2 separate regions of the Homo sapiens genome follow, and region 1 is linked to region 2. Evidence: chromatin loops called from intact Hi-C (ENCODE). Cell type or tissue: mammary epithelial cell. All regions are shown on one strand. Each heading gives the region's core, and the rest is flanking DNA. Links, peaks and the distances in the headings are about the cores only. Region 1 holds the start of COL8A2 (collagen type VIII alpha 2 chain). Region 2 overlaps MAP7D1 (MAP7 domain containing 1).

The links. Hi-C counts contacts between places; a loop is a spot of excess contacts. Peaks named below come from ENCODE experiments on the same cell type or tissue, not always from the same donor. Only the 100,000 strongest peaks of a DNase experiment are listed, where the experiment ranks them.
Region 1: it touches region 2 in a loop (4-fold over the local background); 54 of 110 quality-filtered maps call a loop at or near these places.

What each region holds. Positions count from the first base shown.
Region 1 is chr1:36,121,592-36,136,263 of GRCh38, forward strand. It overlaps COL8A2 (collagen type VIII alpha 2 chain), which reads right to left and starts at 3,631. Exons shown (of 4, transcript NM_005202.4): 1 at 3,466-3,631. RefSeq lists a silencer at 943-1,143. In mammary epithelial cell, for the core only: a CTCF peak has its summit at 13,306 (motif pointing left); a DNase peak (open chromatin) is centred at 13,470; H3K27ac peaks cover 1,770 bases.
Region 2 is chr1:36,180,483-36,195,391 of GRCh38, forward strand. MAP7D1 (MAP7 domain containing 1) reads left to right here. Exons shown (of 17, transcript NM_001388490.1): 17 at 1-367. It also overlaps the pseudogene RN7SL131P. Among named protein-coding and RNA genes, the nearest start is that of MAP7D1, 32 kb to the left of the region's middle. RefSeq lists an enhancer at 7,375-8,073. In mammary epithelial cell, for the core only: a CTCF peak has its summit at 7,865 (motif pointing left); a DNase peak (open chromatin) is centred at 7,819; H3K27ac peaks cover 842 bases.

The sequences.
Region 1 (14,672 bases), core at 12,173-14,672, 53 kb before region 2:
CAGGTACTTGGGAGGCTGAGGTAGGAGAATCTTTCAACCTGGGAGGTGGAGGTTGCAGTGAGCCAAGATCGTGCCACTGCACTCCAGCCTGGGTGACAAGAGCCAGACTCTGTCTCAAAAAAAATTAAAAAAAAAAGAAAGAAAGAAATCACAAAACCCAGTAAGGTTCCCTCTGCTCCATGTCCTTTGAGGGAGGGCAGCCTTTGTGAGGAAGGGCACCTGGGCCTGGGATCCTGGCCTCTGTTTCGATTCTGCCTCTGGCTGCCGTGTGACCTCAGGTGAGTTCCCCTCTGAGTCTCCATAACCCCATCCATGAGCTGGGCCAGCAGTGCCACCTGGCTCTCCCCATGAGGCACTAGCCCTCCGCCACCCCCACATGTGACCTCTTCTTCCCCTTCAAAAGCCAGGAATCCCAGCCCATCCAGGCTGCATGGGGATAGTCAGCCTCCAATTCAGAACTTTCCAAGAATCTGAATAGAAGCACGGCCAGGTCCTCCCCAGTCCACTCCCAGGGTCCAACCAGAGAGGCGGAATGGACACTGATCGGAAGATCTAGGTGCTGTGCCCCCATTGCATGTGTGACCTGGAACTACTCCTCACCTCTCTGCAGGCAAAACAACTCTGGAGACCAGTACAGCATTCCCATTTTAGAGATGGGGAAACTGAGGCACAGAGCTGGGAAGTCCTAGATCTGTCTGACTCCCAATGCCAGCTCATCTCCACACAGCACATGCTGCCTTACTCAAGATCTGCTGTCCACACTCCACCCACTCTGGAAATGCCCTCAGAACAAAGTGGGCCTGGAATTCTCTTTCTGGGAGTCAGACTTCCATGACTGGTACTTGGGCACATGTGTGTCCACATATGGCCTCGCAAACCCACCCAGGCTTCAAGGCTACACTCAGCCTCCAGCTCCCAGTCATCTCAACTTATCAGACCCCAGCGCCAAACCCACATCTCCCCTGCACCTGCCTTCTCTGGGGACAGGCCACAGCCATCCAGTGCAAGGCTTCTGGCCCCATCGCCAACCGGCTTACTCCTTTCCATCTACTTCTTCCTCTCATCCCCATGGCAACCGCCCACTTCATCCCCCGTCACCTTTCTCCTTAAACTCTGCCCAGCCTCCTCTGTGATCTCCCTTGCCTCGAAGATCCCCCCTTCATCCTTGTTCCCCAGAGCAGCCAGAGTGATTCCCAGATTATATCATTCGCAGCTCACACCCTTTCTCTAGACAGGGCCCTTAGAAATCTGACCTCAAAGTCATGAGTCCCTCCCACTCCCCAGTGTGATCCAACAGTGCCCATTACTCCCATTACTCACTGTCCCTGAGAGAACCCTGAAGCTTCCCCCTCCACACCTCTGCACGAGCTGTGCCCTCAGCCAGGAACACCCTCCCATTCACCCTTTCCACCCCCTGCACCTGTCAAAATTATCATCTTCGAAAGCCCTGGCCAGATTACCTCTTAGGTGCCACCTTCCCTGATCTGCACTTTGGCTTGCATGGTGCCCCTCCTCGGGTACCTAGTAGGGCACCGTGAGACCACAGCCACACCCCAGAGGAGAGGCCGCTGTGTCTCTCTCGTTCCTCCGACCCGACACTATAATTTCCTCCTGCCACGGATGGGACCAGCGCATCTGAGACCCCACTTCCCTGTAAGAGGTGCCCCATCCCTGCCACTGAGAGTTCTGGAGCGGGCTGGGGGGCCAGCAGGGCAAGGAAGCTGGGGCTGTGCGTCCTTTGTTCCGGCTCAGGCAGGAGCAGAGAAGGTAGTGGAGTACAGGGGCTCAGGCTGACAGCCCTGCTTAGTATCTTTCTCCTCCCTCTTGCTAACAGACACATTCACTTCCATATTTTCTTTCCCCTTCCTCTGAGCCAAAGAGCGGAAATTCTCATTTTCACTGTGGTAGACGAAGTGAAACCAGAGAAAGAGACCCTGGTGAGTGTGTCTGGGTGTGAGCGTATGTGTGTGTGTGCCGTCCTGTCTGAGTATGTCTGGCTGGGCCACGTGGGGCCTGCCATGTGTCTGTAGGAGTTTGGGTGTGTGTGCATGTGTCCGCCTGTGTCTTGTGGTGGTGTATGTTTCATTAGAGGAGGGTGTCCGCATGAATCTAATGAATGTTTGGGTCGGTGTGTGACTGTGCATGGCTCTCAGAAGGGTGCAAGGCTGTGTGTGGCTGGGTGAGCATGTCTGTGGTTTCTCCTCATTATCATCTAGGGTCATTGTGTGTCCAAGGGTTTGTAGGTGTTCACCAGTCCACTGGGAAGCCAGTGACAGCACCTGTGCCCTGATGGAGACCACCAACCATGGTGTCTCTCCAGAGATCACCAACTCCTGCCCTGCGGCCCCCTCTGCTTGGGGCAGTAAGGATCAGTCGATCTTAGCTCAGTCCCCAGAGAGGAACCCCAGGCTGCCTGACCCTCCAGCCATCCAGCTCCACGGCCCCCAGATTTTTCAAATGCCCAGTACAGCTGCTGGGAGGCTGTCCTTGCCAAGGGGACTCTGCTAAGAGGAGTGGATGAGCCCCTGCTGCCAGCCTGAGCAAGAGGTACTGATAGCAGACAGGAGGGATGATTTCTGGTTGCTCCGGCACCCCTAAGGAGGTCAGCCGCACGTCTGTGTCAGGAACCCAGCATGGTCTCACACAGGCACACACACGTGCGTGCACACATACAACCAGCAAAGTTTTCCCCGTGGCAATAGCGTTCCTGGGCCCTCTGGCTGAATAGCATTTCTCTACCTGGAGGATTTCCGGGGCTAGGGTGGCTCCAGACCCAGGGCAGAGACACTGGGAGGTTGTTCTGGGGCCCTGGGACCCCAGTCCCTCTTGGCCAGGCAGCGGCCCCTCACCCCCTGCAAGTCTCAGTCTGGAGCTGGGGGGATGCTGAGCCCCTGACAGGAACATTCCTGGGAACTTGTCTTCAGTTTGGGGCGAGGGGACTGACAGGGCACCTAGAATAGGAGGAACCTGGGGGCTAAGGCAGAAAAACCTTATAACTGGAAGGTCTCCAGCAAATCAGCAATGGCAGAGAGATGGGGGCAGGAGTGAGAGCGGGGGGATGCTAAGGCCCCTCACTCCCTCCTCTCTCCTCCACTACCCTGTGAAGGCGGCTTTTTTATCCCCACTTTACAGGTGGGACGGGAGATCGGGAGGTGGTGACGCGCCCAGAGCCACATCGTCGGGGGTTGCACCCGGCACTGTCTTATGCTGGAGCCCTCGCTTCTGGGAGAGGAAGGGAGGAGGGGGCTTTACTGGGATCCTGCCGGGGAGGGAACGGGGCACAGGGAACGGGATGGGCTCCCCCATTCTAAGGCGACCCCCTGGCCCGAGTCCCCCACCGCGTCCCCACCCCGGAGTCCGAGGCGCCGGCCCTGCTATCCCGCATGGTGTTGGGGGAAGCCCAGCCCAGGTCTTGCCCTCGGAGCCCCCCAGCCCGAGCCCCGGTGCCCGCCTCCTGGCCTTTACCTGCGGGCGCGGCCGCCGGGCGCCGCTCCCGGCCCTCGAGGGCGGCCCGGGCGGCGAGGGCTCCGGGCAGGGGCGTCCGCGGCTGGGCGGGCGGCGTTGGGGTCCGGGGTCCGCGCCGGCGGGGTTCCGCGTCGCTCTGCCGGCCGCCCCTCGCGGCTGCCGGAGTGGGCGGGCGGCAGGAGGGGCGCGTCGGGGCGGGGCCTCCGCCCTCCTCTTTCCACAGCCACGGCCAAGGCCCGCGCCCCGCCCGGCCCAGCGCGCCCAGCGCGGACTCGGACGGCTGCCTCCCTCCCCGACACCCACGCCGAGCCCCCTCCACACACGCGCTCCCGGGCGGCCCGCCCCCATCCCTCCCCGTCCACCTGACCCGCGGCTCGGCCGCCGGGGAGTCCGCGCAGCCCCTGCCCTCGAGGGGCCACCTGCCTGTGGGGACGGACGCGGCTGCTGAGAAGGACGGCCAGGCGTGGTCCTGCAGGGAAGGGGCAGCTCGGGCTGGTGGCCCCCAGTGAGGAGTCCCCAGAAGGCTGCCTGCAGACGTGACCTCGGTAGGCTGAGCCCGGAGGACTCACAGGGGCCAGTCGTGACCCGCACATTCAGGCTTTAGGGCATTGAGCCGGGGTCACAGAGGCAGGCGGGAGCAGGCCAGACCTCGTCCCTCGGAAATGGGGAGTCACGGAAGGCTCTGGAGCAGGGCAGTCACGTGGTCAGATGTGTGCTTTGGAAAGAGCCTCCCGAAGCTGTGTGGAGGAAGATAGAGGCAGGCCACCGAGGAGGCTGCGGGAATACCCTGGCATGGTCCCATGAGGTGCACAGTGAGGGGGAAGGAAAGGGAGGGCCCAGTGTGAGGGGAGTGAGGAGGCGAACTAGGCAGAGTTTGGGCGAGGGGCCTAGGAAGAAGCAGTGTCAAGGACAGTGCGCAGGCTTTGGGCTAGGCCTGGGGGCGGCAGGGTCTAGGAGAAGAAGGAGGACGGATGTAATGAATTGGATGAGCCTGTGGGACTTCCATGGATCCGGAAGGGAGGTGAGAGTTCTGGGATAGCGAGGAGGAATCCACGGTTTGCAGATGGCGACTGATGCCATAGAATAAGGAGCGGGCCCAGGGAGGCGGGCAGGGCGCGGGCAGGACACTCATCAGCATTCACGGGGCTGCCCAGGGAGAGGGGTCGGCAAAGGAGACTGAGAAGATGGCAGGGACCGGGAGAGCAGTGTCCCAGAAGGCAAAGGCAGAGTGCTTCTAGAAGGCCAGGGAGGCCCACGGGATGGGCTGTCACAGAAGGACATTCTTAGGGACAGCAATTAAGGGTTGGAGGTTGGGGTGGGGGTAGGGGCAGTAGCCAGGCAGCAGGGGAGAAAGGAGGAGGCAGCAAGTGCAGAGGGAAGGGGAGATGAGGTCAGGAAAGGATTTTGGGGTGTGTGTGTGTGTGTGTCTGTGTGCGTGTGTGCATGTAGGTGAGTGTGGGTGTCTGTGTGTGCATGTAGGTGGGTGTGGGCGTGTGTGTGCGTGCATGTGTGTGTGCGCGTGCCTGTGTGTGTACGTGTAGGTGGGTGTGTGTGTGTGTGTGTGCATGTGTGTGTGTGTGCGTGCCTGGGTGTGTGTGTGCATGCGTGTAGGTGGGTGTGGGCATATGTGGAGGTATGTGTGCTTGGGTGTGCAAGTGTGTGTGTGCGCGCATGGGTGGGGGGTCAGCATGTGTGTAGGTGTGTGGAGGGGTGGGGGTGTGTATTTGTGTGCGTGTGGGGAGGTATGTGCGTGGGGGGGTGTGGGGGGTGTGGCTGCATTTGGGTGTGTGGATGTGGCTATGTGGCTTTGTGTGGGTGTGTGTGGCTGTGTGGGTGTATTGTAGCTTTGTGTGTGTGGCTGTGTGGGGGGGTGTGAGTGGGAGTGTGTGTGGGGGGCTGTGTTTGGGGGTATGGGTGTCTGTGTGTGTGGGTGTGTGGGTGCCGCTGTGTGTTTGTGGGTATGGGTGTGTGTGTGGCTGTGTGTGGGGATGGGAGTGTGTGTGTGGCTCTGTGTTTGTGGGTGTGGGTGTGTGTGGCTGTGTGAGTGTGGGTGGGAGTGTGTGTGTGTGTTTGTGTGTCTGTGGGGGGGTGTGGGTGGCTGTGTGTGGGGGTGAGTGTGGCTGTGTGTGTGTGTATTTTCAGTGGGAAAGAGCAGAGCCCTCACCAGGTCCAGGAAAGGAGCAGGGAGGGCCCCAGGCTGTCTCGGGTCAGGGCCCACCCCCCTCAACCTTCCCCCTTCTGCTGCCTGCCCTCTGAGGGCCTCCCACTTTTCTGTCCCCCTGCCAAGGTACACACCAGCCCCGCCACTCCACAACGGGGCCTCTCACCCTCACCTACCGTCAGAGCCTGGCCCACTCCATCCCACCCGTCAGAATTGGGGGCAATTGCCAGGGGTCTTTGGGTCTGGCCTCCTGGCCTGAACTACAGGGGAGCCAGGCTGGGGCACTGCCCAGAGAAGGGAGGGGGCCTGGCTGGCAGGGTGCCTAGGAGGACACCGACTGAGGGGAGATTGCAGAGTTCTGACCCTGAAGCTGGTGTGGAAACCAGACCCTGCATGGGGATCTGATGGGGGCTGAGTGTGCATGGGGACGGGCTGGGAGGGGGTGGGAGCTAGGCAGCAGGGACTAAAGGTTGACAGCAAAGACCCTGGAGTTAGACTGCCTGGGTTCAAATCCAAGTGCCACCACCTACCAGCCACATGCCATTGGGCAAACACTTAACCTCTGGTGCCTCAGTTTCTCCATCTGGGAAGCTCTCATAGGCATGTTGTGAGGATGACAGTCAATCCATGCAGAGCACTTCACTCTGAGTGTGAGCTGTTTAGAGAGAAGGGAGGGAGCGCTGCATGAAGTGGGGCCTGGTGACACAAACGGGCAAGGGAGGGGCATGCTTTGTGGGAAAGGGACTCCCATGGGCTTCACACCCACATTCAGACACAAATTCAGCTGGTCCCCCACTCAGATCCCACCCCTGGGTCTCCTGACTCACTCCTTACACTTTTCCTGGGGCCCTCAGGCCTGATTCTATGAGGTACACACCTGTCCCCAATCCCCTCCCTTTCCCCCCAACCCCTGCCCCACCTGCCCCTGCCCAGTGCTTTGCAGGGAGGGAGGGCTGCAGCTCCTTCTCCTTTCAACCAGCCCTGGACGCCAAGTCTGGGCCCTGTCCCGTGGCCAGATCCTGTGGCCCTGGTGTTCATTGGCCATCAGGCGCCTCCCCAACCCCAAGGGGGCCTCAGCTCCCCATCCCCCAGTAGAGGCTGACAGCTGTGCCATGATCTTGTGGCCGCTGTCTCCTTATCCACCAGCTATTTGCGCAGAGGTCGTGGACTCTCACACCAAGCCTTATCTCTTGACAAGGCCAAACTCCCAGCCAGACTCCTTACCCGCCCCTGCCAGGGGCTTCCACCTTGGCCTGTCTCTGGTGGTGTCTGGATATCAATGGGTCAGCTCTGCCTATGATCATCTGCTGTGTGGCCTTGGGCAAGTTGCTGCCCCTCTCTGGGATTTAGTTCCCTCAGCCACGACAATCAGAAGCTGGCCAGTGAGGCTTCAAGGACCGTTCTAGGCCTGGGCAGGGGTATCAAATGGGGTGGGTAGTTAAACTGAACCAGACGCAACATGTAACTTTCTAGCCCGGCCCCTGGCAGAGTCATCTCTGGCACCAGCCTAGTGGTTCAGACAGTGGGCTGAGGAGTCCAGCAGACCTGGTTTGGATCCCAGTGCTGCCTCTCTGTAGCTGTGGGCAAGTGACCTCATTTCTCTAAAACCTCAAATTCCTCCTTTATGAAAGGTGGATAACAGCCCCTAATGATGAACAGGAAACACTCACAGGGCTCTTGCCTCATGCCAGGCACTATTCTGAGCACTTTATGTGGATTAACTCATTTAATCCTTATAACAGCTCTTTGAGGTTGGTCTCCTTATTGTCCCCACTTTGTAGATGGGAAAACTGAGGCACAGAGGGCTTAAATCACTCGCTCACTCATGGCCACACAGCTGGGAAGTGAGAGCTGGGATGTGGCTCCAGGCAAGCTGGCTCACCCTCTTCCATTTTCCTATTGTGCTGTCAGCTCTCTTAGAAGAGATATTGAGCTCCGCCTGTAATCATAGCACTTTGGGAGGCCGAGGCAGGCAGATCACAAGGTCAAGAGATCAAGACCATCCTGGCCGATATGGTGAAACCCCGTCTCTACTAAAAATACAAAAATTAGCCGGGTGTGGTGGCATGTGCCTGTAGTCCCAGCTACTCGGGAGGCTGAGGCAGGAGAATTGCTTGAACCTGGGAGGCAGAGGCTGCAGTGAGCCGAGATCGTGCCACTGCACTCCAGCCTGGCGACAGAGCAAGACTCCATCTAAAAAAAAAAAAAAAAAAAGACAAAGAAGAAGAGATAATGAGGCCGGGTACGGTGGCTCAAGCCTGTAATCCCAGCACTTTGGGAGGCCAAGGCGGGCGGATCACGAGGTCAGGAGTTCGAGACCAGCCTGACCAACATGGAAAAACTCCATCTCTACTAAAATACAAAATTAGCTGGGCGTGGTGGTACATGCCTGTAATCCCAGCTACTCGGGAGGCTGAGGCAGGAGAATCACTTGAACCTGGGAGGCGGAGGTTGCGGTGAGCCGAGATCGCACCATTGCACTCCAGCATGGGCAACAAGAGCGAAACTCTGTCTCAAATAAATAAATAAATAAATAAGCTGGATGTGGTGGCACACTCCTGGAATCCCAGCTACTTAGGAGGCTGAGGTGGGAGGATTGCTTGAGCCCAGGAGTTCGAGGCTACAGTGACCTATGATCATGTCACTGAACTCCAGACAGGGTAATAAAGTGAGACCTTGTCTCTAATAATGATAATAATAATGTTAGTAATAATGTTATAATAATAATGTTAATAATGTAATGTTATAATAATAATGTAAATAATAATGTTAGTAATCTGGCCAGGTGCAGTGGCTCACACCTGTAATCCCAGCACTTTGGGAGGCTAAGGTGGGTAGATCGCTTAAGGTAAGGAGTTTGAGATCAGCCTGGCCAACATGGTAAAACCCCGTCTCTACTAAAAATACAGAAATTAGCTGCGCGTGGTTGTGGGTGCCTGTAATCCCAGCTACTTGGGAGGCTGAGGCAGGAAAATCGCTTGAACCTGGGAGGCGGAGGTTGCAGTGACCTGAGTTAGTGCCACTGCACTCCAGCCTGGGTGACAGAGCGAGACTTCGTCTCCAAAAATAATAATAATAATGTTAGTAATCCTTATTACTATTACCTTATTTTCCTATTCCTTCTAAATTTCTACTGATCTGCCAATAAGAAACCCTCTGGGTCCCAACCACCCCAGGTTGGAGCCTGGGAGGTCCTGGATGGGACCCTCCTTTGGCCCCCCTTTCTGTCTGTCTGGCAACCTGAAGGGAGGGATATGTGCACAGATGTGTGGTCCAGGATGTTCAGATAGTCTGGGGAGGAGGTGTGGTGCTGGTGAATTCCTGTTCCACCAAGGCCGGCCCTTCACTCCCCACATCTGCTGGAGGGCTGAACTCCTGCTTCTAAGATTCCTGGGAAGTCTTCCCCTCTGTCTAGCTCTCCCTCCTTCTTTTGAGTTGCCAGCAGCCTCTCCTCTCAGGCAGGGGTGATGGAGACCCCTCCTGCATCCCCCACCATTCTCCCTACCTCCACCCCAGGGGATCTCTTGGCCTCATCCTCAAAAATCCCAGCAATGCAGTGGAAATTAAAGTTACCTTAAATATTCTAATCTTATAATAATTTTGCTTCAATCAACATCTAAATGTGACCACATGTGTCTAGACCACCCAGCAGCCTGGTTGGTGTGGGGGGACAGAAGACAGAGGGCTGCTCTCAGACATGGGCCTGGCTCTGGGGGGCTTCCTGGGAAGAGGTCTGCTGGTCTTTGGGTCCTTCCCTCAGCTTTCTCCAGGCCTGCCCACACTAGGCCATCCTTCCCCTCTTCGCCTTCCCTTAGACAGCCCAGGGAGCCCCAGGCCTTATACTCTCTCTCCCTAACAACTTGGCTGGGGGAGGCCGGGGGGCAGTGAGGCTCCACAGGCAATCGGAGGTCAGGGTTGGCTTCATAGGAGTCACACAAGTCTCCCCACTCCCGAGGGCCTGACTTAACACTCCCCTGGGTTGTCTTGGAATTCATAATAATTTCTGAACTAAGGGCTCCATGTTCATTTTGCACTGAGCCCCATAAAGTATATCCTGTTGGAGGGTTCCCCTGCACTCACACCTCTCTCTCTGTGAGTTCTCCCCACCCTGTACTCACAGTCAATACCCAGTCAAGGCTGGGTTCAGTGGCTCACATCTGTAATCCCAGCACTTTGGGAAGGGAAGGTAGAAGGATCACTTCAGTCCAGGAGTTTGAGACCAGCCTGGGCAACAAAGTGAGACTCTGTCTCTACAAAAAATTAGTCCCAGCTATGGGGCAGGAGGACCACTTGAGCCCGGAGGGTTGAGGCTGCAGTGGGCTGGGATCACACCACTGCCCTCCAGGCTGGGCAACAGAGCGAGACCCTGTCTCTAAAAAAATAATAAAATAAAAATTAAAAACATTTATTTATTTATTTATTTATTTTTGAGATGAAGTTTCACTCTTGTCACCCAGGCCGGAGTGCAATGGCGTGATCTCAGCTCACTGCAACCTCTGCCTCCCGGGTTCAAGCGATTCTTCTGCCTCAGCCTCCTGAGTAGCTGGGAATACAGGTGTGTGCCACCACGCCCAGCAAATTTTTGTATTTTTAATAGAGACAGGGTTTTGCCATGTTGGGCAGGTTGGTCTCAAACCCCTGACCTCAGGTGATCCACCCGCCTTGCCCTCCCAAAGTGCTGGGATTCCAGGCGTGAGCCACTGCACCCAGCCAATAAACATTTATTGAGCACCTACTTTGTGCTGACAAGCTGTGCCAGATGCTTGGGGCTACAGTGAGGAACAACATAGACATGCCCTGATTTCATAAACTTACCCTCCTTACACATTCAGACATTCATCTATCCATCCATGCAGTGGTTTTGCAAGATGTTCCCCAATAACAATCAAGCTAATCATAACTGCCAGTTAGGGAATACTCATCATATGCCATGAAATTTATATATATTATCTTGTTTCATCCTTAAAACAGCCAGCAAGGGAGGCATTATGATTCCCATTTTCCAGATGAAAAAAACTGAGGCTCAAAGGTCAAATCATTTGTCCAGTGTCACATAGCTAATAACTAGAAGAGCCAGGACTTGTCCTATTTCCTCATTTTCAATCTCTCCCCCCGACCCCACATTGCATTCAGCTGCTTCCCCATGGGCAGAAGCTCCCAGCAGGTAGGGCTGAAGTCTAGGTCAGCTCCACGTCCCCGGCCCCTAACACAGAGCTACATTTTTGTTAAATGAAAGAATTCAGGCCAGGTGCAGTGGCTCATGCCTGTAATCCCAGCACTTTGGGAAGCCGAGGAGGGTGGATCACGAGGTCAGGAGTTCAAGACCAGCCTGGCCAAGATGGTGAAACCCCATCTCTACTAAAAATACAAAAATTAGCCGGGCATGGTGGCAGGCACCTGTACAGCTACTTGGGGGTGCTGAGGCAAAGAATTGCTTGAATCTGGAAGGCAGAGGTTGCAATGAGCTGAGATCACGCCACTGCATTCCAGCGTGGGTAACAGAGCAGGACTCCATCTCAAAAATAAATAAATAAATAAATAATTTGGCTGGGCGCGGTGGCTCATGCCTGTAATCCCAGCACTTTGGGAGGCCAAGGCGGGTGGATCACTTGAGGTCAGGAGTTCAAGACCAGCCTGGTCAACATGGTGAAACCCCATCTCTACTAAAAAAAATACAAAAATTGAGGCGGGGCACAGTGGCTCATGCCTGTAATCCCAGCACTTTGGGAGGCTTAGGCAAACAGATCATGAGTTCAGAAGTTCGAGACCTGGCCTGGCCTGGCCAATATGGTGAAACCCCCATCTCTACTAAAAATACAAAAATTAGCCAGGCATGGTGATGCATGCCTGTAGTCCCAACTACTCAGGAGGCTGACACAGAAGAATCGCTTGAACCCGGGAGGCGGAGTGTGCAGTGAGCCGAGATCGTGCCACTGCACTCCAGCCTGGGCAACAGAGCAAGACTCCATCTCAAAAAACAAAACAAAACACAAAAATTAGCTTGGCGTGGTGGCATACGCCTGTAGTTCCACCTACTTAGGAAGCTGAGGCAGGAGAATCGCTTGAACCTGGGAGGCGGAGGTTGCAGTGAGCCGAGATTGCGGCACCACAGCACTTCAGCAGCATGGGTGACAGAGCGAGACTCTGTCTCAAAAAAAAAAAAAAAAAAAGAATTCACACACAGACACAGTCCCTAAGGAACATCAGGAAACAGGCAGACACTGAAACACAAAAACATACATACATAATGTGTAATGTACTGGATAAGAGCTTTGTGTTCAAGTCCTGACTATCTGGGTTCAAGTGCTGAATCCACGGTGTTACTAGCTGTGCTCCTTAGTCTCCTCATCTGCAGATAGTAGTAGGGCTGTGGTGAAGGCTAAATGAGAAATACATGTGAAGTACTGGCATATCACATGACTAGCGCTGGCACATGGCCACTCTGCAATAAAGATTAGCTATTGCTATGACTAACATTCATCCACATTCACTGGCAAATGTCCTCCTGCCCATGCGCACCACCCTCCCACCCCTCCTCTAGCCTAGCTCAGTCATAGATGCCCTCATGGTTGACAGTCCAGGCTCCCAGAGCCAAGAGGAAAGAGCAACTGCTTCTCTGCATCCCCTGGGCTGTACCTGAGCCAGCCCATGTGAGCTCCTCACCAGCTCTGGGTTCCATCAGAGATGGCTTCCTGGAGGAGGCCTGGACCCAAGGTGGGTGAGGGAGCCAGGGCAAAGCAGGAGAGTGCTACTCTGTGTCCTGGCTACCTCCATTGTTCTTTACAACACCCTCTCCCCCAACCTCTGCTGCAGCGGCCTCCCTCCCCCCACTCCCCCTTCCCACAGTAGAAATTTTCCTCTCTCCCCCTGCCAGAGTGTAAATTGCCCCCAGGAATGCAGTGAGTCCCACCGCTCCCCTGGCAGTGGCCGGCGGCTGTCCTGGGGTCAGGCCTGGCCCTACATCAAAGGCTGGGGATCAGTAACAGCAGCTCCTTGCCTGCCACCAGCCTCCCCTCCTCTCTCCTACCCTCCCACCGGCCCTTTGGCTTCCAAAACACAGCACATGGTAGCACTTAAGCTCTGGGAGGGCATTTTTCCTGCACCCCCACCACCTACTAGCCACAATGAACTACTTGTTAGGAGACTATTTTAATTTTACTGAATGCAATTTCTGCTCCTGAGGCTTCTGTTGCCACCCGCTTCTTGGCCTTGGATGCCCAGTACAAATGTAGGGGAGGCCAACCCCCTAGGAGAAGGTGAAACCTGAATATGGAAATTTCACTGGTGTTGGAGGTCTGGGGCAGAAAGGGACAGTGTTACATCAGGGGAATGGGGCTGGTGCTCTGGCCTCCACTCAGGAAGTAAGGGGGGTTGATTAGGGGAGGGCTCAGAGGTAGCTTGTACACAACTCAGGAGGCCAGCATGGGAGTTTGAAGTATGTATGCGGCCAGACATCCTTGGCCAACGCTCTCTTCTAATGTTCTGGCTCCAGCAGGCAGGCGCTTAGCCTGGCAGCTATATGTAAGCTTTGCTTTCAGGTCCTGTAGGGGTGGCTGGAGGAGGGGGAGCACTCTCAGCCTCCGGTCAGCCTCTAAGATTTGCTCCATCAGGTGCATCTTCTAGCAAATTCTGAAAACCAGGGGTCCGGTGGTCACTCTCTGGGACAGTACAGTGGTGATTTGGAGACCCCTGGTGGCCAAAGGCTGAAGACCGAGACCTTTCCTTAGAGCTCCACCCAGCCAGCCCCAGGCCCAAAGGCCACCAGCATCAACCCTCCATCTCCAGAACTCTGCCATGAGTCAGACTACCCAAAAATTCTTGTTAGTCAGCCTCTCCCATATAGCCAGGCTCACCTGCCCCATCTTGTTGGGAGGGAATGGCCTAGCTTAGGGGGCTGTCTCAGCCTCACAGTCATAGTAAGAGAGGAATGTGTAATCTACAACCAATCAATGACATGGGTGGGGACCAGGAAGTTAGTTTCCTGGGGATTGCATGTTCCAAATACTTCTGCAGTCCCCAGCTCTTTCTTTCCCTCAGCCCCAATCGTGGGGCTGTAACTGGGAAAAGTCACTAAGGGAGCTTTGTTTCCACAGTTCCCTAATCCTGTAATGTTGCCCAAGTTTAACATTGGGAAAGGAAATATCCAAAACGTCACGACATACAAACCGCTGCTCAAAAGTAGGCTGTGGTACCCGGAGGAGAGGAAGGGCCGAGGGTCCCCCTGGAGAAGGGAAAGGGCGGTGTAGCTTTTTTTGGCAGGGTTCAGACACTACATAAAGCTTTCCACATCTGGGCCCCAACATTCATTCCCTTATTCATTCATTCAGACTCTGGTGTGACTGGACTGAGACCCACACTAAGTGCTAAGGACACAGTTAACCAAAATTGAATCACTGCCCTGGGACCCCAAATTATAATATGGAGGGGGACATAAAGAGGCTCAGAGGATGTTCCTATATTTGGGGACACGAAACTGACCATCCCTCTTTGGTGGCCTAATCCAGCTAGAGCCGGTAAGTCCTTGCAAACTGCCCTTCTCAGTGGTGTCTCAAAACCCTGGTCCTACCCTTGCACAACCAAAACACATCTCAAGCACAATGCATCTAAAACTGGCTCCCCCCATCTCAGGCCTGCACACATACTTTAGGGAAGGCCTGGGACCCCATTTCCCTCCAACAACCTGAGTGTCTAGACCTCAGGGCCTTAGGCTATCCCCAAGCAGTGCTACCAAATACAGCCTGACACAATCTCTGCTTCCTCCTTTTAAGATCTATCCCAAGCTCTCTAAGCCTGGGAGAGGGAGCTGTGGCCTGTTCCCTTTTTCCCCCATAGTGTTAACCAGGCAGTAAAAGAATCTTCATTAAGAGCATGGGTTTTGCCCTTTGGCCCAGCTTTGAACCCTAACTTTTCCACTTACTCACCATATGACCTGGGCAACTTATGGCCTCCACTCTAAAAATGGAATTCTTGTGAGCTGGCCAATGCATGCAAAGTGTTCAGTAGTGTCTTTCAAGTGGTAAGCACTCAACAAATAGCACCCCAACAA
Region 2 (14,909 bases), core at 6,310-8,809:
CTCCCCCATACACACATATACACTCACAGCCTCTCTGGCCTCTTCCCTTGGGGAGGGGCCACCTGTAGTATTTGCCTTGATTTGGTGGGGTACAGTGGATGTGAATACTGTAAATAGCTTGTGCTCAGACTCCTCTGCGTGGAGAGGGTGGGTGCAGGAGGCAGACCCTCCCCCCAAAGCCCCCTGGGGAGATCTTCCTCTCTCTATTTAACTGTAACTGAGGGGGATCCCAGGTCTGGGGATGGGGGACACCTTGGGCCACAGGATACTGGTTGCTTCAGGGGTACCCATGCCCCCTGCCCTCGCCTGGAATCAGTGTTACTGCATCTGATTAAATGTCTCCAGAAATAAAGAATAATTCTGCCAATCCTGCCTGTTCTTGGAGCTGGTGGCGGAGGTGGGAGCAGATGGCCTCCTGAGTTCTAAGAACTGAAGAAGCCTCGGGCTGGTGGTATTAGTCCTGAACTCCTGCCCTATGGTCTTCCAGTTTAGTCATGAATTCATTCATTTATTTATTCAACAAATACTGTTGCATCTACTCTGTGTCAGGCAGTAGGCTATGCACTGGGGATGCAATAGTCAGAAAGGATGTAATCTCTGTCCTTGTGCAGTTTATAGTCTAGTGGGTGAGTGTCGTGGACACTGTGGGCTGCCCACTCAACATCTATTCCCATTGCCCCTTCCTCATTCCAAATAATCTCTATTCAGGTAGCCATCTTTCTTTTAGATGGCACCCTGTGCTTCAGTGGAGGTGGATCTTAGCCGCAGGGGTGAATCGTGATTGTGACTGGGATCAAAAACAATGGTCCCAAACCCCTCATGATTGACTGGTGTAGGCATGGACATGTGACACAGTTTCAGCCAGTAGACATGAAGGGAAGCCTCCTGGGGGCTTCAGGAAGGGTATCCTCATTTTTTTTTTTTTGAGACGGAGTCTGGCTCCATCGCCCAGGCTGGAGGGCAGTGGTGCAATCTCAGCTCACTGCAACGTCCACCTCCCAGGTTCAAGCGATTCCCCTACCTCAGCCTCCCGAGTAGCTGGAACTACAGGCGCCAGCCACCACGCCTGCCTAATTTTTGTATTTTTAGTAGAGATGGGGTTTCACCGTGTTAGCCAGGATGTTCTCTTATCTCCTGACCTTGTGATCCGCCTGCCTCGCCCTCCCAAAGTGCTGGGATTACAGGCGTGAGCCACCGGCATCCTCATTTTTGACAATGTGGTCGTCAGCCTCTGTAATGACCTCTCGATGATGTCCCCTACCTCCTAGTATTCACACCCTTGTGTAGTTCCTTCCTATGTTGTATCAGGGTTGGGTTGAGTGGCCAATAGAATACGGCAGAAGTGATGGTGTGTCACATCTGAGATTAGGTATAAAAAACACTGCACTCATGCCTGTAATGCCAACACTTTGGGAGGCCAAGGCCAGTAGATTGCTTCAGCCCAAGAGTTCTAAGACCAGCCTAGGCAACATGGTGAAACCCCATCTCTAACAAAAATTCAAAAATTAGCCAGGCGTGGTGGCACATGCCTGTAATCCCACCTACTCAGGAGGCTGAAGTGGGAGAATCATCTGAGCCTGGGAAGTCAAGGCTGCAGTGAGCCCTGATTGTGTCACTGCACTCCAGCCTGGGCAACAGAGTGAGACCCTATCTCAAAAAACAAAAACAGGACAGGCGTGGTGGCTCACGCCTGTAATCCCAGCACTTTGGGAGGCCAAGGTGGGCAGATCACGAGGTCAGGAGATCGAGACCATCCTGGCTAACACAGTGAAACCCCGTCTCTACTAAAAATACAAAAAATTCTCCGGGCGTGGTGGCGGGCACCTGTAGTCCCAGCTACTCGGGAGGCTGAGGCAGGAGAATGGCATGAACCTGAGAGGCGGAGGTTGCAGTGAGCCGAGATCGCGCCACTGCACTCCAGCCTGGGTGACAGAGGGAGACTCTGTCTCAAAAAAAAAAAAAAAAAGCAGCAGCATTTAGGCCGGGCATGCTGGCTCATGCCTGTAATCCCAGCACTTTGGGAGGCTGAAGCAGGCGGATCACGAGGTCAAGAGTTCAAGACCAACCTGGCCAACATGGTGAAACCTCATCTCTACTAAAAATACAAAAAATTAGCCGGGTGTGGTGGTGCGCGCTTGTAGTCCCAGCTACTCGATAGGCTGAGGCAGGAGAATCGCTTGAACCTGGGAGGCGGAGGTTGCAGTGAGCCGAGATCTTGTTACTGCACTCCAGCCCAGGTAACAGTGCGAGACTCCATCTCAAAAAAAAAAAAAAAAAAAGCAGCATTTAAACTGGACCTGAAGAAGGATAGGGAGGAGCCAGCCTTGTGAAAGGAAGGAGGAGGCAAGTTGCAGATGGAGGGGTCAGTATGCAGGAGGCTGGGAATTCCAGGGACAAAGGAGCAGGAGCTCCTCTTGCTGGAGCATCAAAGGGGAGAGGTGCTAGATGGGGTTGGAGAGGTGGGCAGGGCTAAGTCACAGCGCTCTAGGGACAGTAAGGGGCAGGAAGGGACTAGCACACTCATTCAGCTCTCTGCTTGGTGAGAGCTCCTATATGTATGCCCCTCCCGGCCTCCCCTCCTCAGCCATCACCCACCAGCTCCTATGTACAGTGAGGCAGAGGTGCCAACATTTCCCTGAAGGGCAGAACTCTGAATACTCTTATGGGGGAATTGTTTACTCATTCATTTAGTCAATCAGTAAATTGCCTGTGGAGCACCAGCTGAGCACCGGAGGGAAACGATGGTAAGCAAAAACCAGACGTAGAAGCTCCTGGCGCTTCCTGGCAAGGAAGATGGGTATAAACCAAATCACCATATCACCACAGGAACAAATGTTAAAAAAGAAAATGTGGTGAGTGCTGTGAAGTCAAACATAGGGAGCAGTTAAGAGCGTATACAGGGGGACCTAAACTAGCTTCAGGTCGGATAAGATATCCCTGAATGAATGGTGTGTAATCAGATCTGATGGGTGAGTAGGTGTTGACTGGGCAAAGTCAGGAAGGTAGAGAAAGAAGGAGAGGGAAAGGACTGGATTCCAGAACAAGGGAAACCACATGCACAGGCTGTGGATGGGAAGGAGGTATGTTCAAGTATCTAGAGGACTAAGCAGAGCTGAAGGAGTCTGTTTTTGCTCACCCCAGAGCCTGGTGGAACAGGCACTCAATATTTGTTGAATTAAGAAATGTCAGTTGAGGAGGTGGAGCTTGGCATGAGGTGAGCTAGACCATGCAAGGCCTTGTAAGGCTGTGGTCAAGAGCTTGGATTTTATTCCAAGGGCCATGGGAAGCCACTGAAGGCTATTCAACAGGGGGTGGAAGGGTGGCATGATCAGATAGGCAGTTTTTTGTTTTGTTTTGTTTTGGTTTTTTGAGACGGAGTTTTGCTCTGTGGCCCAGGCTGGAGTGCAGTGATGTGATCTCTGCTCACTATAACCTCTGCCTCCGGGGTTCCAGCAATTCTCCTGCCTCAGCCTCCCGAGTAGCTGGGACTTACAGTCACACACCACCACCTCCGGCTAATTTTTGTATTTTTTTTTTTTTTTTTTTTTTTTTTGAGATGGAGTCTCGCTCTGTCACCCAGGCTGGAGTGCAGTGGCGCGATCTCGGCTCACTGCAAGCTCCACCTCTCGGGTTCACGGCATTCTCCTGCCTCAGCCTCCCAAGTAGCTGGGACTACAGGCGCCAGCCACCATGACTGGCTAATTTTTTTGTATTTTTAGTAGAGACAGGGTTTCACCGTATTAGCCGGGATAGGATGGTCTCGATCTCCTGACCTCGTGATCCGCCCGCCTCGGCCTCCAAAAGTGCTGGGATTACAGGCGTAAGCCACTGTGCCTGGCCTAATTTTTGTATTTTTAGTAGAGATGGGGTTTCACCATATTGGTCAGGCTGGTCTCAAACTCCTGACCTCAGGGGATCCACCTGCCTTGGTCTCCCAAAGTGCTGGGATTACAGGCGTGAGCCACCGCGCCTGCCAAATAGGCTATTTTATTAGACCACTCTGGCTTTTTGGTGGAAAACTGATCGACAGAAACTTGATTATAAACTGGAAGACAAACCAAGAAGTGATTGCTGAGGTGCAGATAAGAGATGATAGAGGCTCATGCTCGGGAGATAGAGATGGAGAGGAGTGTGTAACATAAATGTACTTATTCATTCAAAGAACATGTATTGAGCATCTTGCTGGTCACAGTAGCTCACACCTGTAATTCTAGCACTTTGGGAGGCTGAGATGAGTGGACTGCCTGAGCTCAGGAGTTTGAGACCAGCCTGGGCAACCAGGTGGAAGCCTGCCTCAATAAAAAATATATACATGCAGGGCTGGGCATGGTGGCTCACGCCTGTAATCCCAGCACTTTGGGAGGCCGAGGTGGGCAGATCACGAAGTCAGGAGATAGAGACCATCCTGGGTAACATGGTGAAACCCCGTCTCTACTAAAAATACAAAAAATTAGCCAGGCGTGGTGGCGGGCGCCTGTAGTGCCAGGTACTTGGGAGGCTGAGGCAGGAGAATGGCATGAACCCGGGAGGCGGAGCTTGCAGTGAGCCGAGATTGTGCCACTGCAGTCCAGCCTGGGAGACAGAGCAAGGCTCCCTCTCAAAAAAAAATAAATAAATAATAAGCCGGGCACGGTGGCTCACGCCTGTAATCCCAGCACGCTGGGAGGCCGAGGTGGGTGGATCACAAGGTCAGGAGATCGAGACCATCCTGGCTAACACGGTGAAACCCCGTCTCTACTAAAAATACAAAAATTAGCCGGGTGTGGTGGTGGGTGCCTGTAGTCCCAGTTACTCCGGAGGCTGAGGAAAGAGAATGGTGTGAACCCGGAGGTGGAGTGCAGTGAGCCGAGACCATGCCACTGCACTCCAGCCTGGGCAACAGACCGAGACTCTGTCTCAAAAAAGAATATACATATATATATATGTATACATATATGCAAAAATTGGTCCAGTGTGGTGGTGCATGCCTGTAGTCCCTGCTACTCGGGAGGCTGAGATGGGAGGATCGCTTGAGCCCAGGAGGCTGAGGTTGCAGTGAGCTGAGATCACGCCACTGCACTCCTTCCTGGGTGACCGAGTGAGACCTTGTCTCAAAAAAAACAAAAAACAAAAAACAAAAACAACAAACAACAAATATCTATTGAGCATCTATTATGTACCAGGCTCAGAGGTGCTGGAGATTTTTAGATGAGCAAAAATTGACATGGTTCTTACCTCATGGAACTTTATTAGTAATTAATTAAATAATATTACAAACAAATGTACAATTACAATTACAATTATGACAAACAGTGGCTCACTCCTACAATCCCGGCACTTTGGGAGGCCGAAGAGCAGGGATCTCTTGAGTCCAGGAGCCTGAGACCAGCCTGAGCAACATGGCGAAACCCTGTCTCTATAAAAAATACCAAAAAAATAGTCAGATGTGGTGGTGCACACCTGTAGTCCCACATACTCAAGAGGCTGAGTGGGAGGATTACTTGAGCCCAGGAGGTTGAGGCTGCAGTGAGCCGTGATTGTGCCACTGCACTCCAGCCTGGGCAACAGAGTGAGACCCTGTCTCAAACAACAAAAAAACCCAAACCAAACTAAAATTTTAAAAGACAGTGAATAAGCTGGACACAGTGGCTCAAGCCTGTAATCCCAGCACTTTGGGAGGCCGAGGCAGGCAGAACACGAGGTCAGGAGATCGAGACCACCCTAGCTAACACAGTGAAACCCCGTCTCTACTAAAAATACAAAATTAGGCTGGGCGCGGTGGCTCATGCCTCTAATCCCAGCACTTTGGGAGGCCCAGGCGGGCGGATCACGAGATCAGGAGATTGAGACCATCCTGGCTAACACGGTGAAACCCTGTCTCTACTAAAAATACAAAAAAATTAGCCGGGCGTGGTAGCGGGCACCTGTAGTCCCAGCTACTCGGGAGGCTGAGGCAGGAGAATGGCGTGAACCTGGGATGCGGAGCTTGCAGTGAGCCGAGATCACGCCATTGCACTCCAGCCTGGGTGACAGAATGAGACTCCGTCTCAAAAAAAAAAAAAAAAGAAAAAAGAAAAACCCGTCTCTACTAACAATACAAAAATTAGCTGGGTGTGGTGGCTCACATCTGTAATCCCAGCTACTCGGGAGGCTGAAGCATGAAAATCACTGGAACCCGAAAGCAGAGGTTGCAGTGAGCCAAGATCATGCCATTGCACTCCAGCCTGCGTGACAGAGCGAGACTCTGTCTCAAAAAAAATTTTTTTAAAGAGGTGTGAGATTCCAGGCAGAGGAAACAGCACACGTGAAGTCCCCATGATGAGCATGGGCAGTGTAGCCGGAACCTAGAGATTGAGAGGGAGCATGGTGTCAGAGAGGTGGGAAGGACCAGACCACGAAGGACCCATGCGCCATGCTAAGTAAGAGTTTATTACAAGAGTGCTGGGAAAGTGCCTGAAAGGTTTCAGCAGATGGGCAACATAGTCAGATTAACAATTTGAGAAAAGATGATCAGGACTACCACCTGGAGAAGGGACTGAGGAAAGGGGAAGAGTGGTAGTGAGAAGTCCAGACAGGAGCACCAATCCTGGTGAGAGATGGGGACAGGCCATGAGTTTGACTTGACTTGGCACTCTGTGGATAGCGATTTCCTTTTTTTTTTCTTTCTTCTTTTTTTGGGGGGTGGGGAGGATGGAGTCTTGCTCTGTTTCCCAGGCTGGAGTGCAGTGATGAGATCTTGGCTTACTGCAACCACCATCTCCCCGGCTCAAACCATCCCCCCACCCCAGCCTCCCAAGTAGCTGGGACTACAGGCACATGCCACGATGCCTGGCTAATTTTTGTATTTTTGGTAGAGACAGGGTTTCGCCATCTTGCCCAGACTGGTCTTGAACTCCTGGCCTCAAGTAATCCTCCCGCCTCAGCCTCCCAAAGTGCTAGGATTAATTACAGGCATGAGCCACCGCACCAGGCCTCTTCTTTTTTTTTTCTCTTTGAGACAGGGTCTCACTCTGTCACCCAAGTTGGAGTGCAGTGGCACCATCATGGCTCACTGCAGCCTCAACCTTCTGGGCTCAAGGGATCCTCCTGTCTCAGCCTCCTGAGTAGCTGGGAATACAGGCACACACCACCATGCCTGGTTAATTATTTTTAATTTTTTCCTGTAGAGACAGGGTCTCGCTATATTACTCACACTGGTCTTGAACTCCTGGACTCAAGTGATCCTCCTGCCTCAGCCTCCCAAAGTGTTGGGATTACAGGTGTGAGCCAGGACAGCAATTTCTTATGCAAATGTGGTGCTCACAGGAAGGGTCTGATCCCACAGCTCAGGAAAGAGGAGCCAGGAGGGAAGGAGGGAAGAACACAGAAGTTCTAGGAGAGACTCAGCCTTTAGGAGCCTGGAGTGTGGCTCCTCTGAGACAGCAGGGCCCTAGGGGGCAGTGAGGGCTTTGGAAGAACTGGCCCAGGCTGCAGGGAGGTAGCCTCCAGGTCTGATTTCCTGGTTTCCAGCTGGAGATTGAGGAATGTCCGGTCTGTTCCAGGCCCTGACTGAGCCTGAAGAGAGCGGAGGTGGAGGCAGAAGCCATCCCCTCTGGAGATCCCTCCCTTTCCCCATCTCTGCCCTTTCCCCAGTAGGGCCAGACTAGGCAGGGCCAGAGGAAGGCAGCAAAATGCCCTTCCCTCCTCCCCTCTTCATCCCAGTCGCCAACGCTCCTGAACTCCAGCTCTGTTACAACACCCCCGCCCCTCAACACACACACAATCTTTCTTTAACAGGACTCCCCAGCTCCACTGTGTGTGCCCGTGGGCCCTCTCAAAGGAACATTCAGTCCAACCCGAAGCCTGTGCCCTGCTTCCCAATGAATGGCGATCTCGCTCCACCTGGTGGTTACATGAGCACATTGGCAAGGCAGTTGAGGTTGGAACTGCCAGGTCCACCATGGACCAGACCACAGGCCTATGGCTGATGTCCTGGCTGCAGGAGATGTGTGCTCTACTCTAGACTTGGCCAGTGACTCACTCTATAACTAGGCAACCCTCCTGACCTCTGTGAGCTTCAATTTCCTCATCTGCAAATTAGGGCTAGTGATATGGGTAAGGTATTCCTTGAACAAACACACAGAATAAGAGTCTTAGTTGCAAGGTCCCCTTCCCACCATGAGGGGCCATGATATCCTGAGGTAGCTCAACATCACCTCCTGTGTACTGCCAGTCCCTTCCCCAAACCACTCCACTTTGGGACAGCCGTATTAGACATGTCCCAATGTGGCCAGAACATTGAGCTCTAATTGACCAACAGGGCATGGAGTGCAATGGCGTGATCATGGCTCATTGCAGCCTGGACCCCTCGGGCTTGAGTGGTTCTCCCACCTCAGCTTCCTAAGTAGCTGGGACCACAGGTGCACACCACCATGCCTGGCTAATTTTTAAATTTTTTGTGGAAACAGATCTCGTTTTTTGTCCACGTTGGTCTTGAAATCCTGGCCTTAAATGATCCTCCTGCCTCCGCCTCCCAAAGTGCTAGGATTACAGGTGTGAGCCACCGCCCTTGGCTGGTAAGGACATGGTCTTTGCCTTCAGTGCATTCAGCCTAGAAGTGGAAGAATACATAAAAATAGAATACAAAGCCAGCGCGGTGGCTCACGCCTGTAATCCCAGCACTTTGGGAGGCCAAGGTGGGTGGATCACCTGAGGTCAGGAGTTTGAGACTAGCCTCAACATGGAGAAACCCCATCTCTACTAAAAATACAAAAAAATTAGCCGGGTGTGGTGGTGCATGCCTGTAATCCCAGCTATTTGGGAGGCTGAGGCAGGAGAATTGCTTGATCCTGGGAGGCGGAGGTTGCGGTGAGCTGAGATCACGCCGTTGCACTCCAGCCTGGGCAACAAGAGCGAAACTCTGTCTCAAAAAAAAAAAAAAATAGAATACAGTGCGAGGTCAGTGACATAATTAAGCACACAGTGCTTTGGGAATATAAAGGATAATTTTTTAAAAAAATCTTTAGAGATGAGGGTCTTATTAAGTTGCCCAGGCTAGACTCAAACTCCTGGGCTCAAGGGACCCACCTGCCTCAGCCTTCCTAGTAGCTGGGACTTCAAGTGTATACCACCATACCTGACAAGGAAAAATATTTGACCTGGGTTCAAGCAGGGAGAGACTGTCAAAGGGAGGCCTCCTGTAGGAGGTAATACCTGAGAATATCCTCTGAATTAAGGGTTAAAAACTTGAACGACTCCCAAGGGGCAGCCCCTGTCACTCCCCTCTGGTCCACAGTTGCCAGGTCGAATTGGATTCCAGTATGGCTTGCGGTGGCCTACCAAGGGTAGGATGATGGGCAGGGTCTGCCCCAGATGTGTGAAATAAAAGTGCATCATGTGTAGAGAATTTAAGAACCAAGATAAAAATGACTAAAAGTCAGTTTGCTTTTTATTATTACCTTGCATTGACATTCTAAACAATGTTAAAAAAATACTTCTTGAAAAAAATATTTCACCGTCTGAGTTCTAAATAGTGGCTCTATTTATTGCTGAATTGTTTGGTTTTTTGTTTTGTTTTTTTGAGACAATGTCTCGCTCTGTTGCCCAGGCTCGGTGTGCAGTGGCACAATCATGGGTCACTGCAGCCTGAACTTCCCAGGCTCAAATGATCTGCCATCTCAGCCCCCGAAGTAGCTGGGCCTACAGGCATATGCCACCATGCCCGGCTAATATTTGTATATTTTTGTAGAGATGGGGTTTCACCCTGTTGCCCAGGCTGGTCTCGAACTCCTGGACTCAAGTGATCTGCCTACCTTGGCCTCCCAAAGTGCTAGGATTACAAGCGTGAGACACTGCACCCAGCCTAGCTTTTTTTTTTTTTGAGACGGACTTTCACGATGTCGCCCAGGCTGGAGTGCAATGGCGTGATCTCAGCTCACTGCAACCTCCGCCTCCCTGGTTCAAGTGATTCTCCTACCTCAGTCTCCCGAATAGTTAGGATTATAGGTGCCCACCATCATACCTGGCTAATTTTTGTATTTTTAGTAGAGACGGGGTTTTGCCATGTTGGTCAGGCTGGCTCGAACTCCTGACCTCAGGTGATCTGCCCACCTCAACCTCCCAAAATGCTGGGATTACTGGCATGAACCACCGCACCCGGAAACAGCTGAGCTTTAATACTATATATGTAAGCTTCAAATTAGCACAGATTGGCCAGGCGCAGTGGCTGACGCCTGTAATCCCAGCACTTTGGGAGGCCCAGGCAGGCTGATTTCTGGAGGCCAGGAGTTCAAGACCAGCCTGGCCAACATGGCCAAACCCTGTCTCTACTAAAAAAACAAAAAGTTAGCCAGGCATGGTGGTGCAGGCCTGTAATCCCAGCTACTTGGGAGGCTGAGGCAGGAGAATCTATTGGACCTGGGAGGCAGAGGTTGCAGTGAGCTGAGATAGCGCCACTGAACTCCAGCCTGGGGCATACAGCGAGACTCTGTCTCAAAAAAAAAAAAAATTAGCACAGATTTATTACTGTTGTCCCACTGTATTCTCAGGGGATTGGTCCCAGGACCCTAGGGATATCAAAATCCTTGGATGCTCAAGTCTCTGATAGAAAATTTATTAATATGCCAGGTGCGGTGGCTCACGCCTGTAATCCCAGCACTTTGGGAGGCCGAGGCGGGTGGATCACCTGAGGTCAGGAGTTCGAGACCAGCCTGACCAGCATGGTGAAACCCCGTCTCTACTAAAAATACAAAAATTAGCTGGGCGTGGTGGCGTGCGCCTGTAATCCCAGCTATGCAGGAGGCTAAGGCAGGAGAATCTCTTGAATCTGGGAGGTGGAGATTTCAGTGAGCCGAGATCGCACCACTGCTCTTCGGCCTGGGTGACAGAGTGAGACTCTGTCTCAAAAAAAAAAAAAAAAAAAAAAGAATTGCTTCATATTTGCATATAATCTATGTATATCCTCCTGTATACTTTGTAATCTCTAGATTACTTATAATACCTAATACAATGTAAATGCCATGTAAATAGTGTATTATTTTTAAAATTTGTATTATTTTAATTGTTGTATCGTTATATTTTATTCAGTTTTTTTCCCCCATTTTTTTTTTTGAGGTGGAGCCTCACTCTGTTGCCCAGACTGGAGTGCAGTGGCATGATCTCGGCTCACTGCAACCTCTGTCTCCAGGATTCAAGTGTTTCTCCTGCCCCAGCCTCCTGAGTAGCTGGGACTACTGGTGTGTGCCACCATGCCCGGCTAATTTTTGTATTTTTAGTGGAGATGGGGTTTCACCATGTTGGCCAGGCTGTTCTTGAACTCTTGACCTCAAGTGATCTGCCTGCCGTGGCCTCCCAAAGTGCTGGGATTACAGGTGTTAGCCATCACACCCAGCCCTCCCCAATTTTTTTTTTTTTTTGAGGAGTCCACCCTGGCCAACATGGTGAAACTCTGTCTCTACTAAAAATACAAAAAATTAGCTGGCCGTGGTGGCACGCACCTGTAATCCCAGCTACTCGGGAGGCTGAGGCAAGAGAATTGCTTGAACCCGGGAGGCACAGGTTGCAGTGAGCCGAGATAGTGCCACTGCACTCCAGCCTGGCGACAGAGTGAGACTCCGTCTCAAAAAAAAAAAGGAGGAGGAGTCTCCCTCTGTTGCCCAGTCTGGAGTGCAGTGGCACTATCTCGGCTCAGTGCAACCTCCGCCTCCTGGTTCAAGCAATTCTTCTGACTCAGCCTCTGGAGTAGCTGGGACTATGGACACATGTCACCATTAGCCTGGCTAATTTATTTGTTTATTTATTTGTTTATTTATTTATTTTGAGATAGAGTCTTGCTGTGTCACCCAGGCTGGAGTGCAGTGGCACGATCTAGGCTCACTGCAACCTCCACCTCCCAGCTTCAAGCGATTCTGTGCCTCAGCCTCCCGAGTAGCTGTGATTACAGGTGCCTGCCACCATGCCCGGCTAATTTTTGTATTTTTAGTAGAGATGGGGTTTCGCCATCTTGGCCAGGCTGGTCTTGAACTCCTTACCTCAGGATCCACCCACCTCGGCCTCCCAATTAAATCCCTTGGCTGGGATTACAGGCATGAGCCACCATGCCTGGCCCTAAATATGTTTTTGTTTGTTGGTTTGTTTGTTTGCTGAGACGGAGTCTCGCTCTGTCGCCCAGGATGGAGTGCAGTGGCACAATCTCGGCTCACTGCAAGCTCTTCCTCCCGGGTTCAAGCCATTCTCCTGCCTCAGCCTCCCAAGTAGCTGGGACTATAGGCGCCCGCCACCACGCCCGGCTAATTTTTTATATTTTTAGTAGAGATGGGGTTTCACCGTGTTAGCCAGGATGGTCTTGATCTCCTGACCCCATGATCCGCCCGCCTCGGCCTCCCAAAGTGCTGGGATTACAGGCTTGAGCCACCGCGCCCGGCTGGCCCCAAATATTTTTTATCCACAGTTGGTGGCATCCACCGATGCAAAGCTCCCGAATACACAATACACAGGGCCAATTGTATTTAGCTTTTTTTTTTTTTTTTTTTTTTTCTGAGATAGAGTCTCGCTCTGTCTCCCAGGCTGGAGTGTAGTGGTGCTATCTCCACTCGCTGCAACCTCCGCCTCCTGGGTTTAAGCGATTCTCCTGCCTCAGCCTCCCGAATAGCTGGGACTATAGGCGCATGCCACCATGCCCAGCTAATTTTTTGTATTTTTAGTAGAGATGGGGTTTCACTGTGTTAGTCAGGCTGGTCTCGAACTCCTGACCTCAGGCGACCCACCCACCTTGGCCTCCCAAAGTGCTGGGATTACACGTATTAGCCACTGCGCCCAGCCCGTATTTAGCTTTTAATAAACATGTGTGCCAAAGTCAGTTGGGAGAAATCCCACTTGTATAACTGGCCTCTTGACACACACAGACTCAGCTACACATATTCATTTTGAAAGTAATTTTTTCATAGTTTGGAATCATTCAAGCTGGCTTTGAGCTCTGTTGGGGTCTCCAACTCCATGATGCAACATATTCCTGAGATTAAGCAGTTATTGCAGAATAAGCAATGATGACACAGTGATTTTAAAGGTAAAGAAACAAAACTTAAGTTACTTCAATTCTATGTGACCACTTGTGCTAATTTATTTATTTATTTGTTTGTTTTTCGAGACAGAGGCTCACTCTGTCACCTAGTCTGGAGCGCAGTGGTGTGATCATAGTTCACTGCAGCCTCAACCTCTCAGGCTCAAGCGATCCTCCCACCTCAGCCTCTCAGGTAGCTAGGACTATAGGCACGTGCCACCACACTTGGCTAATTTTTAAATTTTTTGTAAAGACAGGGTCTCACTATGTTACCCAAGCTGGTCTGAACTCCTGGGCTCAAGCGATCCTCCTGCTTCGGCCTCTGAAAATGCTAGGATTACAGGGGTGAGCCACCATACCTGGGTCTTGTGCTAATTTAAAACTTACAAGTATTATTAAAACTCAATGATGGGCCAGGCGCAGTCGCTCATGCCTGTAATCCCAGCACTTTGGGAGGCCGAGGCAGGCAGATTGCTTGAGGTCAGGAGTTTATGACCAGCCTGGCCAAGATGGTGAAACCCTGTCTCCATTAAAAATACATAAATTAGCCAGGTATGGTGTCGTGGTGTCGCACATCTGTAATCCCAGCTACTCGGGAGGCTGAGGCAGGATAATCACTTGAATCCGGGAGGCGGAGGTTGCAGTGACCCAAGATCCTGCCACTGCACTCCAGCCTAGAAAAAAAAAGATAAAAACAAAACAAAACAAAAAAACTCAATGATGACCAAAAGTTTGTGTTTAAAATTGAAAACAGTGAGAACTGAAAAGTGTAATATTTTTGTTTGCTAAGAGCAAATTTTAGTAATCCCATCACTTTGGAAGGCCGAGGCAGGTGGATTACCTGAGGTCAGGAGTTTGAGACCAGCCTGGTCAACATGGTGAAACCCTGTCTCTACTAAAATACAAAAAATTAGCCAGGTGTGGTGGCACATGCCTATAATCCCAGCTACTCGGGAGGCTGAGGCAGGAGAATTGCTTGAACCTGGGAGGTGGAGGTTGCAGTGAGCCAAGATCGCGCCACTGCACCCCAGCCTGGGCAACAAGAGTAAAACTCAGTCTCAAAAAAAAAAAAAAAAAAGAAAGAGCAAATTTTAATTCAAACATGAAGTGTTTTACCAAATTTAAATAATATATTTAAAAGTTAAAGTTAATGAGCTGGGCGTGGTGGAAGACGCCTGTAATCCCAGCTACTCGGGAGGACTAAGTAGGAGAATCACTTGAACCCGGGAGGCAGAGGTTGCAGTGAGCCAAGATTGCGCCACTGCACTCCAGCCTGGGTGACGAGCAAAACTCCGTCTTGAAAAAAAAAAAGTTAAAGTTATCCTTTTCATTTTTTCACTTTTTTATTTTTATTTATTTATTTTTTTTAGATGGAGTCTCGCTCTGTCGCCCATGCTGGAGTGCAGTGGTGCGATCTCAGCTCACTGCAACCTCCGCCTCTCGAGTTCAAGCGATTCTCCTGCCTCAGCCTCCTGAATAGCTGGGACTACAGGTGCCTGCCGCCACACCCGGCTAATTTTTGTAGTTTTAGTAGAGACAGGATTTCACCATGTTGGCCAGGCTGGTCTAGAACTCCTGACCTCAAGTGATCCACCCGCCTCAGCATCCTGTCTCTATGACTTTGACTACTAATTTGGTAACTCATGTAAGTGGAATCATACAATATTTGTCTTTTTGTGACTGGCTTATTTCACTCAGCATAATGTCCTCAAGGTTTACCGGTGTTGTAGCATGTGTCAGAATTTCATTCCTTTTTAAGTTTGAATAACATTCCATTGTACGTATATATCACATCGTGTTTTCCATTCTTCTGTCTGTGGGGACTTGGGTTGTTTCCACCTTTGGGCTACTGTGAATAATGCTGCAGTGAACATGCGTGTGCAAATATCTGTCC